Linked DNA regions of Homo sapiens: all the other regions are linked to region 2. The links are chromatin contacts, found by Hi-C or POLR2A ChIA-PET in ENCODE. All regions are on one chromosome and are shown on one strand. The core of a region is the stretch at or near the end of the contact, and the rest is flanking DNA. Distances in the headings are between cores, read along the strand shown. Region 1 holds the start of PARVB (parvin beta). Region 2 has its middle 17 kb from the start of PRR5. Region 3 has its middle 22 kb from the start of UPK3A.

The links. A loop is a pair of places that touch in the nucleus more often than their neighbours do. ChIA-PET counts read pairs that join two places held with the same protein, here RNA polymerase II (POLR2A). Pooled maps may share reads with other maps.
Region 1: a loop to region 2 is called in a map with no recorded cell type, with 8 times the contacts of the local background. The contact joins the promoter of PARVB here to the enhancer-like site in region 2. A Hi-C loop is called at or near these places in 10 of 37 single-sample maps with no recorded cell type and 8 of 50 pooled maps. POLR2A ChIA-PET finds 5 or more read pairs at or near these places in 2 of 52 experiments (Caco-2 and SK-N-SH).
Region 3: a loop to region 2 is called in a pooled map, with 4 times the contacts of the local background. The contact joins two enhancer-like sites. A Hi-C loop is called at or near these places in 1 of 168 maps with a recorded cell type or tissue (PC-9), 4 of 37 single-sample maps with no recorded cell type and 5 of 50 pooled maps. POLR2A ChIA-PET finds 5 or more read pairs at or near these places in 2 of 52 experiments (WTC11 and naive thymus-derived CD4-positive, alpha-beta T cell).

Annotation. Positions count from the first base shown.
Region 1 is chr22:44,023,052-44,025,551 of GRCh38, reverse strand. It overlaps PARVB (parvin beta), which reads right to left and starts at 1,250. Exons shown (of 13, transcript NM_013327.5): 1 at 1,101-1,250. The coding sequence starts at 1,212. RefSeq lists silencers at 743-952, 1,003-1,052, 1,123-1,242, 1,273-1,382.
Region 2 is chr22:44,683,462-44,687,661 of GRCh38, reverse strand. It overlaps a transcript of PRR5 not described here. Among named protein-coding and RNA genes, the nearest start is that of PRR5, 17 kb to the left of the region's middle. RefSeq lists enhancers at 1,335-1,835, 1,716-2,035, 3,012-3,551. Within about 2 kb of position 2,726, at least 9 of the 41 ENCODE cell types and tissues checked have a DNase peak (open chromatin) inside an H3K27ac peak, as active enhancers do.
Region 3 is chr22:45,261,027-45,265,044 of GRCh38, reverse strand. No RefSeq gene overlaps it. Among named protein-coding and RNA genes, the nearest start is that of UPK3A, 22 kb to the left of the region's middle. RefSeq lists enhancers at 1,186-1,375, 800-1,635, 1,646-1,695. Within about 2 kb of position 1,489, at least 18 of the 41 ENCODE cell types and tissues checked have a DNase peak (open chromatin) inside an H3K27ac peak, as active enhancers do.

The DNA of each region.
Region 1 (2,500 bases), core at 1-2,500, 660 kb after region 2:
ACGCATCCCTGGGGGCACAGGCATCCCTGGGAGAAAATGTCTGGGGAACCAAGCGTTCCCTGCACTGTACAAAAATCCTGGGGAGCAGGTGCATGGGGGCACACACATGCCTAGAGGCAAATCTGTCATATGTCTTCCCGGGGCACACACATCCCTAGGAATACAAGAGTCCCAGGGAAGAAATGAATGGGGGACCTGCATCCCGGGGTACACTAATCCCTGGAGGCACAGGAAGAGTTCCCAGGGGATATGTCAGGCCCAGGTGGTTTAAGGAAACCGTACTGCATACCCGCTATGGGAGGGCTCCTTCCCGGGGACCCACCTGAGGCCGGCCTTTCTCCATCTGCCTTTCCACAGCAGCTCCCCTCACCTCTCACCAATCCGAAATCTCACTATAGGGCATGGTCCCGGGGCAGAACCTCCCCACCCAAGCAGAAAATTCCAGAATGTATCTCCCAGGAGGCCCTGGGCAAGCGGTACACTTAAAGACACCAGACTATCCCTTGCAACTCTAACAATCTTTAAAACGTACGAGGTTGGTAGTGTTTCGTGAGCACACGCAGTAAAAAATTTAAAAAAAAAAATTTTTAATGGGATCTCTGCAATTCTTGCTCGCAGGCCTCCCAGGCCTCAGCCCTGCACGCCCTGAGCCCCGCACCCTGCAGGGCGCCCGCGCAACACCCAGTAGTGGGTCCCCCAGGCCGTGTCTGCCCAGAGTGCCCTGCACACGTGAGCGTCACTGCTCATGGAATGAACGGTCACCCCGCGCGGCTGGCTATGCCGCTGGCCCAGGGAAGAGCTGAACACCCGGCAGGCAGAGCAGGCGCGGGCCCCGCACGGTGGCCCGAGGTCCCCGCCGCGCAGGCGCCCGCACGCGCGTTTGGCAGACTCCGGAGGCCACCGCGGCCCCACGCGCCAGGTCCCGGCCGTTGTTTACGGGTCCTGGGTCAAAGGCCTGGCCTGTCCCGAAGGTCGCGCAGCCGCGTGGGCCGGGCGGGGTGCGTGGGGGAGGGCGGGGGCGGCCTCGTGGGGCTCTAGGGCCGAGGGCGGGCACCGCCGGGCAGGTCCCCGGGGGTCGGCGGGCGCGGGCGCGCACTCACCCTCGCGCGCCCTCCGCTTCCTGGCCAGGGTGCCGCCCAGCTTGCCCAGGAACGACTCGTCCTTCTTCATCCTGCGGGGCCGCGGGGTGGGCGAGCGCGGCGCGGAGGACATGGGCCGCGCGTGGGGCCGGCGGCGGGCGCAGCGCGTGTGGAGCCGCCCGGTCGCCCCGGGGAGAGGCCGAGGGCGCGGCCCCGCCGCCGGCCCCCGCCCCGGTCCCGCCCCCGCCCCTGGCCTGGAGCGCGGCCCCGGCGTCCCGGATGCCCGAGGCCTGCTGGTCCCGGCCAGAGCCGTCCCCGTCCCGCGCCGCCGCTCAAGCTCAGAGAAGGGGCGTGGGGCCACCCCGGGAGCGGCGCAGCCTTTTCCCTACGCGTTGGAGCCCTGGGCTCTGCTCGGCTCCGCTAGTGGTGCCGGATCCAGGCGACAGCGCGACAGACACCATTGCCACGTGGGTGCAGCCTCAGGACGTCCTGAAAGCCGGAGAGAATCAGGTCACACGAACGTGGCCGGTCTGTTGTTAAGCTTCTGCCAAGAGCCAGGCCCGGGGCAGGGGGAGCCCTTCAGAACTGGGAATTGTCCCTACCCACGGGAAGCTTAGAGGATGGAGGGCAATGCGGGGCACAGGTCATTGGCCTGACCTCCAAGGGGAGTTCCAGGAGTTGTTTCTGGAAGAGGCGACGGGGAGGCCCCAGGAAATGGCTTGCAGGCCGGTACCATGAGGTGAGCAGAAGAGCAGGCCCTGGGGACAGTGTGGGGTGCCAGGGAGGGGAGAGGAGGGGAGACAGGCCTCGCATGTGTTGGAAGCAGAGGAAACGGCTTCATCCCGAGGACTGCCAGACAGGGCTATTTTTATTTTATTTTATTTTATTTTATTTTATTTTATTTTATTTTATTTTATTTTATTTTATTTTATTTTGTTTTGTTTTATTTTATTTTATTTTTTTAGACGTAGTCTTGCTTTGTTGCCCAGGCTGGAGTGCAGTGGCACAATCTCGGCTCACTGCAACCTCCACCTCCTGAGTTAAAGCGATTCTCCTGTCTCAGCCTCCTGAGTAGCTGGGATTACAGGTGCACGCCACCACGACCGGGTAATTTTTGTATTTTTAGTAGAGATGCGGTTTTGCCATGTTGGCCAGGCTGGTCTCGAACCCCTGACCTCAGGTGATCCGCCTGCCTCGGCCTCCCAAAGTGCTGGGATTATAGGTGTGAGCCACCATGCCCAGCCTAGATACCCAGGCAGGGCTTTGAGCTGTGATGTCACAGATGTTGCCTCTGGCTGATGGCTGCTCAGCAGGTGCTGGAGACAGAGAAGGCACAGGCAGGCGGACGGTGACTTAGGAGAAAAGCAAACAGATTTCTGAGATGCTCACAGCCAGAAGCCCCAGCCTTGAAGAAGTAGGAG
Region 2 (4,200 bases), core at 1,477-3,976:
GGATGCTGGGAGGTGAAACTGAATTCTCCACAGAACACCAGAGGGCTTGAGGAGCTGCAACCTTAATAAAATGTAGCCTAGAAAAAGATCTACCCACTGACAATAAGAGATGACAAGAAAACTTGTCTGACTCCTCCTGAGCTTGAGGTAGGAAAAAGTGTGCAGTTCTCCTGAGGGACTCTAGCCATGGGTCTGCTCTAGCCTGGGATTAGGTTTGTATTTATAAAGCCTAACCCAACCGATGAGAAAGTGGCCCCAGGCCTGTGACAGCCGTAGGCTGCTTGGGAGAGCAATTATAAAACGCTCTGGATAGGGAAATCATCATTAACAATAATTTATCATATATTTCAAAGTAGCTAGAAGAATTGTAATGTTCCAAATGCAAAGACAATATAGATGTTTGAAGCGATGGGTTTCCCGATTACCCGGATTTGATCAAACACATTGTGTACAGGGGTCAAAATATCACACATACCCCAAAAGTATGTACAAGTGTTCTATATCAGCAACAATAAACAATGCTCTGGGAGGCATGCCCACGAGCTGGGATTCTCACAGATAAAGCCCTTGCTGGAGATAAACTCATGATCCCAAATTACACAACACACAGAAACAGACCAGCCTGAGGGAGGGACAAGCAAACACCACACATACCAGAAGGAAATTCCCGAGAAACCATTGGAGGAGACTGTAAAATTAAATTTGCCTCACATAATTAAAGATGTAAAAGAAGGAATCAAATATCGTATTTGCCGGGTGTGGTAGTTCATGCCTGTAATCCCAGCATTTTGGGAGGTCGAGGTGGGCAGATCATGAGATCAGGAGTTCAAGACCTGCCTGGCCAGCATGGCAAAACCCAGTCTCTATTAAAAATACAAAAATTACTTTGGGAGGCCAAGGCAGGCGGATCATGAAGTCAGGAGTTCAAGACCAGCCTGACCAACATTGTGAAACCCCATCTCTACTAAAAATACAAAAATTAGCTGGGCGTGGTGGTGTACACCTGTAATCCCAGCTACTCAGGAGGCTGAGGCAGGAGAATCGCTTGAAGCTGGGAGGTGGAGGTTGCAGTGAGTGAGCCAAGATCGAGCCACTGCACTCTAGCCTGGGCGACAGAGCGAGACTCCATCTCAAAACAAAACAAACAAATAAAAAAAATTAGCCAGGCGTGGTGGCACATACCTGTAATCCCAGCTACTCGGGAGGCTGAGGCAGGAGAAGCTTTTGATCCCGGGAGGCACACGTTGCAGTGAGCCGAGTTAATGCCACTGCACCCCAGCCTGGGCGACAGAGCGAGTCCCTGTCTCAAAAAAATCAACAACAACAACAACAACAAAAACACAAGAATAGAACAAGATGTTGTGAAAGCCAGGTGCCCAATAGGGGAACTTCTTTTTCTTTTCTTTTTGTTTTGAGACAGTCTCACTCTGTCGCCCAGGCTGGAGTGCAGTGGTGCGATCTCAGCTCACTGCAACCTCTCTCTCCTGGGTTCAAGGATTCTTGTGCCTCAGCCTCCAAGTAGCTGAGATTACAGGTGTGTGTTACCACACCTGGCTAATGTTTGTACTTTTAGTAGAAACGGGGTTTCACCATGTTGGCCAGCCTGCTCTCACTCCTGACCTCAGGGGATTTGCCTGCCTTGGCCTCCCAGAGTGCTGGGATTACAGACGTGAGCCACCATGCCGGGCCCCAATAGGGGAACTTCTGATGTGTGGCATCATCACGGTGCTCCCCCAGGGAGAAAGGATGGTACCACGGAAGCCAGGGCCCTGGGCACAGGGCCTGCAAGTGGAACCATCTTTCTGGGCACTATCTGGGTTAGAAGGGGACAAAGTTAGGCGGAAGGGGCATCACGTATCTCGGCTTTGATTCCAGCCCCACCCTTGGTGCTTGGGATTCTGTGTAGAAGTTCTGAGCAACTCCAGCATGTGCCTGGGCATGTCTGAGAGGGTGTCAGGCACCACAGCCCACGCCTGGCAGAGTCACGGTGGCTGTGAGTGTGCCTTTCACTGGGGAGAGCTTGTGGCTTTCACTGGGGAGAGGGGTGTGGCTTTCACTGGGGAGAGGGTGTGGCTTTCACTGGGGAGAGGGGTGTGGCTTTCACTGGCGAGAGGGGTGTGGCTTTCACTGGCTTCTCTGAAAGCGCAAGGCTCCCACCTTAAGGAGAAACTGAGGGATAAGCATGGCCCTTCTCTATGGAGCATCCACAGATTTGGGGTGGAGGAGGGAAAACATTTTTCTGATTAAATACACATGGCTCTATTCCAGACAGAGGAGAAATCGTTTTTTGTTTGTTTGTTTTGAGATGGGGTCTTGCTCTGTCCATTCTAGTCTCCACTGTCCATTTTACAGATGGTGAGACTGAGGCCTTGCACAGGAGTGGGATATGTAGGGTCACCAGCAGAGCAGGACTGTCCCAGTGCATGGGGTAAAGGACACATGCTCACTCACGGAGGCCCTACTGGGTGCTGGCACTGCGTACCCATCTACCCTCCGACCTGGGGCAGACCTACAGGCCAGAATTTCCACCCACATTTTTCAGAAGAGGAACCAGAGGCTCCGAGGGAAAGCTGACTTGCCCGGGTTGTAGGGTGAGTGAGTGGAAGGGCTGAAATCAGAGCCCAGCTGTGACTCTGGAGCTACACGCTTCCCACGGTCAGTAACCCCAGCGGCCACCAGGAGCGCCTACTTCGTGCCGGGCCCTGAGTCCCGGGCTGCCACTTCCCTTCCCCTGAGAGCCACAAGAGGGCAGTAAAGGGAGGCTCCAGAATCCCCAGGAGGGAGGACGCCTGAGCCTCCAGAGATGACATTTCACCAGGGCCTGGAAGGATGACCTCACCCAGCACGGCCAAGTGGAGCACAGACCAGAGCGACAGGAAGGGGCTGCTCCCCTACTGTGGACGCTGACATCAGCCCGGCCCTGTGCTCTGCACCCACACCCGCTGTCTGCCCCTAACCTCACAACAGTGCCCTGGGCAGAGAGCTGGGGGCGGGTGCAAGCTGGGCAACACCAGGCAGCACAGGCAGTTGGACCGCGGGTAGGAGGTGACCCTCAGGCATCCTGACCCTGGTCCCCAGTGCTCTTTGCCCCTTCCCCATCATCCCCAGGACATTTTCTTTTGAGTCTCGCTCTGTTGCCCAGGCTGGAGTACAATGGCGCGATCTCGGCTCACTGCAACCTCCACCTCCCAGGTTCAAGTGATTTTCCTGCTTCAGCCTCCTGAGTAGCTGGAACTACTCAGCTGCCGCCACCACGCCCAGCTAATTTTTGTATTTTTTTTGGTAGAGACAGGGTTTCACCATGTTGGCCAGGCTGGTCTTGAACTCCTGACCTCAGGTGATCCACCTACCTCGGCCTCCCAAAGTGCCGGGATTACAGGTATAAGCCACCGCGCCTGGCCATCACCAGCACATTTTCTACCACTCTCGAGGCTGGATCAGACTGGCTTCCAGCTCCTGGCCTCACTGGGCTCACAGCTCAGGCTCTGTGGGCACTGGGGTGGGGGCTGGGGTGGCCACAGGTGGCTTGTTTAACTGAAAAGCCCCAGGCCCCTCCTCAGCCCACCCCTCTGGCCCGGGCCCTCCTGGACCCTCAATCAATTCTGGAAGTCCTGGTTTCGACACCCCCACCCAGTCCGGGGGACACACCCTACCTGTCGCTGCAGTCAAAGCCAATGAAACCAACCCCTGCGAGGGGCCCAGCCCCTGTTCCTGGGCTAGGGCTTCTGACAAAGGATTGGGCTGGCCCCTCTTCAGCCATCCATGAACCCTATCAAGGATGACAGGGGTGGACACAGTTGTTCATCCGTGGAAGCTGCTTCCATTCCCCGGGTGGCTCGCGAGTAGGCTTCTCATCTTACTGATGGGGAGACTGAGGCTTAGGATGTAGCTAATGAGCCATGGGGAGGAGAGAGGGGGTGACTCTGCAGCCAGGGCTTGGGACCCCAGAGGGACTGGATCTGAGGCCAATCAGAGGACCTGATTCAGAGGTCCCCAAGGGTCTATGAGTTGCCCTTTGTTGGGGCCTAAGGCAGGGTGGCCTGGGAGGGTGGACACAGTCTCCTGGCTGGCTCCCCCCAGCCCCTGCCCTCCTTCGGGGTGCTGGGCGTGGGAGGAAGGCTTTGCCCAGCCACCTGGCCCTGGCCCCAAGGGGGCTCCTCATTCAGATCTTCTCGGCAGTTTCTGGTTTTGAGTAACCTA
Region 3 (4,018 bases), core at 240-2,739, 580 kb before region 2:
TCCTGCCTCAGCCTCCTGAGTAGCTGGGATTACAGGTGAGTGCCACCACACCCGGCTAATTTTTGTATGTTTAGTAGAGATGGGGTTTCACCATGTTGGTTAGGCTAGTCTCAAACTCCTGACCTTGTGATCCACCCACCTCAGCCTCCCAAAGTGTTGGGATTACAGGTGTGAGCCACTGCACCCAGCCCCAAATTAATTTTAGTATGTAGTATGAAGTAAGTGTGGAAGTTCATTTTTTTATATATATATGGACGTCCAGTTGATCCAACACTTTTTGTGGAAACACTTTCCTTTCCCCACCGAGTTGCTTCATCACTTTGGTCAAAAATCAGTTAATTTGGTCAGGCACTGTGGCTCACGCCTGTAATCCCAGCACTTTGGGAGGCCAAGGCAGGTGGATCACTTGAGGTCAGGAGTTCAAGACCAGCTTGGCCAACATGGTGAAACCCTGTCTCTACTAAAATTACAAAAATGAGCCAGGTATGGTGTGTGCCTGTAGTCCCAGCTACTCGGGAGGCTGAGGCAGGGGAATCACTTGAACCCAAGAGGTTGCAGTGAGCCGAGATTGCACCATTGGACTCCAGCCTCGGCAAGAGAGCAAGAGACTCTCTCAAAAACAAACAAACAAACAAATTCAGTTAACTACATATGTGTGGGTCCGTTTTGTAATATACTGTGTGAACCAAAGAAAAACCCATTCATGGGCTGCCTGGTCTGGGCCCCGACTATTTTCTAACATTGACCTCCAGCACTCAGACCTCCTTGCTGGCCCCTGGCTAGGCACCTGCTGCCTCAGGCCTCAGCTCCAGCTCTGTCCTGGTCTAGAACTGTCTGCCCTGAGATCATCTCCTGTCAATGCCTCCTCCTCTGAGAGGGAGGCCCCTGCCATGGTGTTGCTCTGGTGATTTGGTTCCAGGAGAGCTTGATGAGATCAGCAGGCGCCGGATTGTACAGGGACTTGCAGGCGGAGACAAGAATTGAGGTTTTATTCTGTGTGAGATGAGAACAGGAATGGCATGATCTGACTTTGGCTTTGGAAACGTGGCCTGGGCTGCTGTGTCGAGGTGGACTGTAGGGGGAGTGCGGAGGCAGGGGTGGCCGCAGGAGGCTCCGGAAGCACGTGGCTCCTGCCGGCCACTCGCTCTGCCTGTAGTCTGTCATCAGAGCAATCCTTGGCCCTGAGAGCAGATGCTGCAATGAGAAGGAAGGTCAGCCCTGGCCAGCCTTGCTCTGGGATCCCAGGGCATGGGATTCAGGAAAAATAGGGGCTTCCCTCCTCCATGTTCACCATGCCACCCCGCCCTCGGTTCCCACACCCTCGTGGGGTGGCTCCAGGCTACTGTCCTGGCCCTTGACCTATTCACTGCCCTCAAGGCTTGGGCTGCATTTGTGGAGCAGAAGAAGGAGCCGGGGTGGAAGCCCTGAGGTTAAGTTCCAGTTCCTCTTCTTACCAGCTGGGTGACCTCCAGCGAGTCACTGGAGCCTGCAGAATCTCATTTGAGAAGTTGGATAAGATCTCTGCCCCCACCGCCCAGGCCCCAGGGGAGCTGTGCAGACTGACTCTCTTCTGAAGAGTCCCTTGGAAATGTTTTGGCGGTGGCAAGAGAAAGAGCTTTGCTTGTTCTTCAGAAAGACTTGCCGGAGTCAGACACTGAGGACTCCAGAGCATCTGGAGGAAGCCCAAGGGCCACCTCCCCTGAGAAGCCTTCCTTCGCCAGCCTGAATAAAATGGACCTCTATACACACACCTGTCTCAGTGGTGGCAGTGGCAGGCCATCTGGAGCGGCTGCTGCTGTCACACCAGCTGCAGCAGGGAGGCACGGCTGGGGCTGCATGTTCCATGGAACTGGCAGGAGCTGGGGACAGGCAGGAGCCTCTCCCATTCTGAGTCGGGGTGGCAGCTCCCTGCATGCCGCTGCAGCTGCCCAAGCCACGGCTGTGGACCCAGGCATCCCTGTGCTCTCGGAGCCTGGGAGCAGGTGGGAACCCCACCCTCCCAGGTGCAGCTGCAGCCGCCCAAACCACAGCTGCAGACCGGGGCCTCCCGCTCCACGGAGCAGGCTGGAGTCCTGCCCCACATCCCACATAGCTGCACCGGCCCTAACTGCCACTGCGGACCCAGGCATCTCTGCACTCTTGGGGGCCCTGGAAGGCCCCCCTGCCCTCACAGGCTTGGAAATGCCTGCTCCCACTGCCTGGCTTCTCCTTGCTGTCGGCACCTGCTCTGATCTTGGGGCAAAATTGGGGCCGAGCCTGGGTTTTGTCACAGCCCAGCCAGGTGTGCACACACTCAGGGCAGTGCTGACATGCCAGCCCCCTGCCGTCTCAGCCCTCTCCAGATTTTGGGCACTGATGAGCATAGGAATGAAGCTGAGGAGGAACTGAGGGCAGCTTGGCAGTGGCCTGCAGACGCCCCTTGGTACCTATAGCCTGGGCGCCATGAATGGCAGCAGGAGGCAGACAGGTTTCTGGGCAGAAGGGGGTGAGTCCCTGGTGAGGCCCACCTTCAGGCCAGGGAGGCCCTGAAGGCTGGGGGCCAGGCTGTCAGTGCCGTGGACTGGAGTGCGAACTTGTGTTGCCTTTTCTGGGCCTGCCCATGGCCGCCCATGGACCAGTCAGCATGAACTTCCCCCTCTCTGAGGCTGACAGAAGCCCCAGGCTCAGCCAGAGCTGAGCAGACGTCGGATGACCAGCTGTAGTGAGGAACTGCCCTCTCCAGGGCCTCCTCTGAGCTATTGTCACTCAATAAAGCTCCTCTTCGTCTTGCTCACCCTCTTGTTTCCGTACCTCATTCTTCCTGAGTGGAGGACAAGAACTTGGGACCCACTGAATAAGGCTAAAAGAGCTATAACACAAACAGTGCTGAGACATGCCCCTTGCTGGCCACGTTGCAGGGGAAGAGAAGGAAGGAAGAGCTGCAGCCCTTTGGGGAGCCCAGACCGGGGAGTCTCCCAAGCCAGGGCTGTGATGCCCTCTTTGGGTCCCTGTGGTTTCTGGCATCTCCAAGCTTCTGAGAGCCACTGTGTTCCCCAGTGCCAGCTGTGGAAGCTGCTTGCAGTGCGCCTGGTCCAGCTGTAGCCTCGCAGAGAGCTGGGGCCCATGCTGGCACCCGGAGCTGCCTGCCCCACTGCAGCAGCCGGCGTGTCTGACTGTGCAGTGGCCGGACCTCACGCGTGCTTACACACCCGTCACCACCCCACGCAGTCTCCCTTGGTAGACGTGGGATCCAGGCCGATAGTGTGAGCCGAGTGCAGTCTGCCAGGACAAGTGGGCGGAATGAGCCCAGTGGGCCCAAGCAAAACTCAGACAAAGATGCCACTGGCCACAGAGGTTTCTGCCCAGAAAAGCGACACCCCAAAGATTCCATAACATCGGCACCTGACCCCGCTTACATCTGTACACGCACCTGCCTCTGCACCTGGCTGCTCTGACGTCTGTACACACACCTGTCCCTTCCTTGTTTCTTCAATCATAGGGCAGCCTGCCAAGCCATGAACCACTGATATCTCAGGCTGTGGGGAGCACTTGGTGTCCCCAGAACCCAGCCATCAAGGGCCTACCCTGAGGAGGCAGGCAACGATGAAAGAGGGGAGAATGAATGAATGATGTCTCTGTGTGCTGAGTCTTAAGGAAAACGGACCATGAAAACCATTCCTGTATTGAAAGTGCTAGAGGCTTCCAGGCAGGACCGCAAGGAATGTGTGCACAGCCCCATGGGGAAGCACGGCCCCCATGACCCCCACTTTGCTGAGAAGGGACCTGAGACTCACAGAGGCTGAGCCGCTTCACCCAGCGAGGGGCTGGTGGAGCTGGGATTCTAGCCCCGAGTGTGGCTCTCCCCACTTCCTCGTGGCTCTCAGTATCCAGGAGGAATGAGGGGCCCCCTTCTCCTACTGATGAGGAAACTGAGGCCCAGGGTATGTGGGGACCTGCCTATCGCTGAGCATGCCAGGAGACAAGTCGGGCCTGCAGCCCACATCCTTGTTCTGAAGCCTCCCCCAACCCCTTTCTTTTT